2 separate regions of the Homo sapiens genome follow, and region 2 is linked to region 1. The links are chromatin loops, found by intact Hi-C in ENCODE. Cell type or tissue: OCI-LY7. All regions are shown on one strand. Each heading gives the region's core, and the rest is flanking DNA. Links, peaks and the distances in the headings are about the cores only. Region 1 has its middle 42 kb from the start of MAST4. Region 2 overlaps MAST4 (microtubule associated serine/threonine kinase family member 4).

Region 1 (2,926 bases), core at 315-2,814:
TTGAGGTCAGGAGTTCAAGACCAGCCTGGCCAACATGATGGAACCCCGTCTCTACTAAAAATACAAAAATTAGCTGGGGGTGGTGGCGTGTGCCTGTAAAACTGGCTACTCGGGAGGCTGAAGCAGGAGAATTGCTTGAACCTGGGAGGCAGAGGTTGCAGTGAGCTGAGACTTGAACAGACATACTTCCAAAGAAGATATATATATATATATATATATATATATATATATATATATATATATATATATATATGTAAATGGCCAATAAGCACATGAAAAGATATTTAATATCATTAGCCATTAGCAAAACACAAGTCAAAACCTCAATGGGGAAAGGAGGACATGGGGAATTTATTGTTCATTGATTATAGAGTTTCTGTTTGGGAAACAGAAACAGTTCTGGAAATAGATAGTAGTGATGGTTGCACAACATTGTAAATGCAGTTAATACCATTGAATTGTACCCTATAAATGGTTAAATGATAAACTTTATCTTATGTCTATTTTACCATGATGTCTTAGTCAGTTTGGGCTGCTATAACAAGAATAACATAGACTGAGTGGTTTAAGCAACAGCCACTTATTTCTCATAGTTCTGGAGGCTGGGAGGTCTGAGATCAGGGGCCAGCATGGTGAGGTTCTGGTGAGAGCCCTCTTCCTGATTTCCTCACATGGCAGGTGGAGGAGAAAGACGGGGGAGAGACAAACATTCAGTCCATTGCAAAAAATAAAAATTAAAAACCAGAAAGATATGCTATTTCATAGCCACTACGTGGCTATAATCAAAATAATAAATTATAAATGTCAGCAAGAATGTGGAGAAATTGGAACCCTCATACACTTGTTTGCGGGAATGTAAAATGATGCAGCCACTTAGGAAAATAGTCTGGCAGTTTCTCAAACAGCTAAACGGAGTTGCCATATGACCCAGCAGTTCCACTCCTAGGTCTATATCTAAGACAGCAGAAAGCATATGTTCACACAGAAAACTGTATATGAGTGTTCATTGTCGCATTACTCATAATATCCCAAAAGTGAAAAGAACCCAGATATCCATTAACTGATGAAAGGGTAAACTAAATGTGGTATATCCATACAATGGAATATTATTTGGCAATAAAAAGGAATGCAGTACAGATACATGCTACAACATGAATGGACCTTGAACTCATTATGCTAAGTGAAAGAATCCAATCACAAAAGACCACATGCTGTATGATTTTATTTCTATAAAATGTCCAGAATGGGCAAATTCATAGAGACAAAAAGTAGACTAGTGGTTGCCAGGAGCTGGAGGAGGGGCATAATAAAAGTGATAGCTGATGAATACAGAGCTTGTTACTGGAGTATGAGAATGTTCTGAAATTAGATAGTGGTGATGGTCACACAACTTTGTGAATATATGTAAACTGCATCTCAATAAAGCTATTATTATTTTACATATGATCATCAAATTGAGTGCTGAGTAACCATGACACCTCCAAGGGTTTAACACCCTGTAATTAAAACTCTGCTAACTGCATTGAAAGCAAATATTTTAGGTTTGGAAAAACCACACACCTGACATTTTCATTTCTCTGCCGTAGGCCATTGTTCATCATTGCCAAGTGATTCACAGCATTTTTCTCTGATCTCTCCTTATATCTAAGAAGGAGCCAGTAAAAGAATGGAAACGTGTTAAGTCTCTGTGGGTTCTCTTGTAAAATGTAGAGAAAACAGTGACGATCACACATGTGACTCACTGCTCCACTCATCCTTGGCTTTGACGAGGGCAGAAAACCACATACTTGGGGAAATGAAACCAGGTACAACATAGCTATGGGTAAGCACAATTTGGCCAGAGAGAAGCAGTGCATGCACATACTTAGGATAAAGCATGCACTCTCAGCATTCCCAGAGCCAACTACATAAAACTCCAGGTAAAGGGATCTCCCTACAGGAACACAAACAGTTCTACAGAGATTTAAATTATAAGCAACGTGGTGCTCAGGAAAAGCCTCCACCAAACAGCAAGATTTAACTGTGGTTTGGCATGGGAACAAAAGATAAAACTAAGCAAATCTTGCTGCTAAATGAGCCAACAAGAGTGAATGAAGCCTCTCTGCCACTTTGGTAGAATTTGTGATGTCTTTAAGCAATAAATATTACTTTAGGCATTTTTTTGTTAATAATGTCTTAAAATAAATAGACCCTAAAATGGTTTTAGATGATTGAAGAGAACTACTGGTCGAGTTCAAGGGTTTAAAATACCCTAGCACCTTTTTTTTTTCCTACCTGCAACTTTGGGCAAATTACTTAAGCCCTGTGAGCCTGTTTCTTCATTTATAACATGAGGATAGCAATAGCATTGCCATCATAGGGGTATTGAGAGGATTAAAGGAGGTACAGGAAGGTACAGTGTTCAGTATAGTCCTGGCATAGAGTAAACACTCCAGAAATGAGCCCTCTTGAGTGGCAGTCCTCTTTCACTGGAGCAGGGATGTGATAGTTGGGTGAGTACCTCCTCCCAGGGGCTCTGGCTCTAGGAACCCATCCCCTTCAGGTTCTGGCCTCCTTAGCCAGAATTCCAACTGAATTCTTCTGGCAATGGAAAACAAGGAAGGTTTTGAAGCATGCAAAATATGTGGTCAGATTTCTTTTAGAAAAGGCAAACAGGTAAAAGTTGCAGGATGAGTTAGGGGAAAGAGTCTCCAGAATGTGATTGTAATGACTCAGGAAAGGAATTACTAGGGACAGAACAAAAGCAGTAGAAGTGACCTGGAAACGTAACAACAATAGTGATGTTGTGCACCTTAAGAAACACTAATATTTACTGAGCACTCCTGTGAATCAAGAACTGGGCCAAGTGCTTTTAGGTGTCTTGATTTATTTAATCCTCACAGATCCTCAGAAAACAGATGAAGAGAAGGAGATTTTCAGAGGATAA
Region 2 (2,926 bases), core at 195-2,694, 150 kb before region 1:
ATCCCCCTTCTGAACTCCTACAAGGGCATCTTCACTGATCTCCCCGCTTCCACCAACTTTCCTGTGGTCTATTCTCAACACAGCAGCCAGAGTGATCCTCTCAGAACGTTAAGTTGAATTATATTACTCCTCACACTGAAACCCTCTGGTGGCTTTGCATCCACTCAGTACAAAAGGCCAAGACTTAACAATGGCCTCAAGGTCCTACCTGATTAGGTCTCTGGTAACTTTCTGATTTCCTCTGTCAACCTGCCCTTCCTTTCTTGCCTGTTCTGCTCCAGCCACACTCACCTCTTTATCTTCAAACACAGTCCTGCCTCAGGGTCTTTGCATTTGCTGCTCCTCTGCCTGAAAGCCTCCTGCTGCAGATTCCCTTAAAAGTTGGCTGTCTCATTTCATTCTGGCCTCTACCCAAATGTTACCCTAACCGAAAGGCCTTCCTTGACCAACTTATCTAAAATATCACTCCCCACATACACACACAGCATCCGTCCATGGCCCTCCTACCCTGCTTTATTTTTATCTTAGCACGCCACTGGACCACTGACATAACGTAACTATTTCTGTGTTGCCCATCACCACATTCCCTCTACCCCTAATGTCAGCTCCATGAGAGGAAAGACTATCTTCAGAGCCTGGAATGGAGCCTGCCCGTAGAAAGTTCTAAATAAATACTTGGTGGTAATAAGTGAATAAAAACAAGAGTGAACCCCATGGCAGTCGAGGGACCACTGGGATGAGGATCCTCTGCTCTGCATAAGGCAGTTACCCACTCCTGGGCCAGCAGGTCCAGCAGCCGATGCTCCCATTCCCTGATGGGAGAAAGAGGAAAGGGCCAAGGAGCCAATCAACATTATAGACTTTTTCTATCATGAAACTTCAAAGTCTGCTCCTGGGAGCAGCACTCACTCAGGACTCACAATTATCTGAGCAAAAGTGATCATATCCCAAAACATTTCCACAGGGAAAAATATTTTTTCAGTAACAAGAATAAAGACAAAAGTGAATGTAAAAGCCTAGTATATTTTGAACTATATATGAATTTAATTTTCTAAAGTTTTTAACTTGCAAAGTTCATGTTTTAGGTAGAGTATAGTCCTCTAAAAGGTGAAAACCAATTCTCATAGGGAATTTTCATTAAAAAAAATCCTATAACCTATAAGGTTGATATGATCATCATTTCCATTTGATAAAATAATAGATGGAGGTTAAAAAACCTGAAGCAACTCACTCAAGGCAGTGAAATTCCAGCATCAGGACCTGACCTTATTTTTTATTTCAAATGCACGACTTTTTCCATGATTTATGTTGTGTTTACAGAAAACCAAGTTCAGAAAACAGAAAAAGTAATCTTTGAAATGAAGACTTCACTAAAGAAGCATCCAAATTCAAATAGCAATAGCTTTGAACTCTTGAGAAACTCAGTGTGCTGGATCAGAAAACCAAGGCCTAATGTACCACAAAAACTAGACAGCTAAACACACCTGGGCTTGAAATACAGATAAGCAAGGAAGTGAAACAGAAAATTAGACAAGAGCTACAGACCCCTCTCTGTGAGGAGAGACACGGGGATGCACCTTACTAATTGTAAAGAACCAGGCAGAACAACAGAGAAAACACAGTGGGGTACTATAAGACATTGAGTAGCAGTTTCATAATCTCTCAAAATGTATTTAAAGTAAATTCATTAAAAAGCAAGTTGTATGATTTATCTCAAAGGTCATGGAATCACTGCGTGCCCATACAACCTATAAAGAGAAACAGCCAAGTTTTGGTCACTTGCTAGAATGCAAACCTTAAGTTAATCATGATTTGTTGAAACATGTTCAAAAATGCACTAGTAATGACTTCAATAAAATAGTAATGATAACCAATAATTATTTTGGTAATTACTTAATTACATTAATGATTATATTCATGATTAATAAATGTGCTTTATTATTAGGAAATGTAAATAGCACTTATAATGCAACACAGAAGATTAAAAACATATTTGCAAACAGTCTTAAATAATTCCCAAGATGATCTCAGTATATTAATATTAAAAGATCTAAAGAGCCATAAGCAATCCATTTTATACAAATAAAAGGACACTTGAATATGTTATCCACAAGTTCTAATACACCGATGTGTATATATGTGTGTGTGTGTGTGTGTGTGTGTGTATATATATATATATATATAATTTTTTTTTTAATCTCACAGCCTCATTTCCATACAGAGAAAGGACTTGCTTAGAGTCAGTTGTTGTTTTTTTTGTTTTTGTTTTTTTTGTTTGAGAGATGGAGTCTCACTCTGTTGTTGCCCAGGCTGGAATGCAATGGCATGATCTCGGCTCACTGCAACCTCTGCCTCCTGGGTTCAAGCAATTCTCGTGCCTCAGCCTCCCAGTTAGCTGGGATTACAGGTGCCCACTACCACCAGCCCGGCTAGTTTTTATATTTTTAGTAGAGGTGGGGTTCTGCCATGCTGGCCAGGCTGGTCTTGAACTCCTGACCTCAGGTGATCCACCCACCAGTTCTGACAAGGTTAATATAAAATTCAAAACATTTAAGTGTATCATATCAAAATTTAAGGCTTAAAGGATTTTATCAAGATTAAAGATAATTTGAATACAAAAAAAAAGAGCGAGAACAAAAATTTGTATGGGGTTACAATGGAGTGATAAACCATCACAATTTTCCATCATGAAATAATAGAATCATTTCTATAAAATATCTTGCTAAGAAATGCAAAGGTAATATAATTCTGCTTTTCGAACTACAGTTAATTATTCTCTTTGCTGCCAATAGAGAAAACAAAATTATCAGTTTCCATTTTGGCCATAACACCCTTATTATGCCTCAAGGGAGAAGGGGAGGGAAATAGAGGCAAAGCCACAGAGCAGAAGACACTGGGCTGCAGTCAACACCAAAAATGTCGGTAA

What was found. Peaks named below come from ENCODE experiments on the same cell type or tissue, not always from the same donor. Only the 100,000 strongest peaks of a DNase experiment are listed, where the experiment ranks them.
Region 2: a loop joins it to region 1, with 2.7 times the contacts of the local background. A loop is called at or near these places in 1 of 110 quality-filtered maps.

What each region holds. Positions count from the first base shown.
Region 1 is chr5:66,553,228-66,556,153 of GRCh38, reverse strand. No RefSeq gene overlaps it. Among named protein-coding and RNA genes, the nearest start is that of MAST4, 42 kb to the left of the region's middle. In OCI-LY7, for the core only: no CTCF peak of the experiment used is centred there; a DNase peak (open chromatin) is centred at 1,763; H3K4me3 peaks cover 336 bases; H3K27ac peaks cover 473 bases.
Region 2 is chr5:66,700,040-66,702,965 of GRCh38, reverse strand. The region is part of intron 1 of MAST4 (microtubule associated serine/threonine kinase family member 4); the gene reads right to left. Among named protein-coding and RNA genes, the nearest start is that of MAST4, 110 kb to the right of the region's middle. In OCI-LY7, for the core only: no CTCF peak of the experiment used is centred there; a DNase peak (open chromatin) is centred at 1,485; H3K27ac peaks cover 1,072 bases.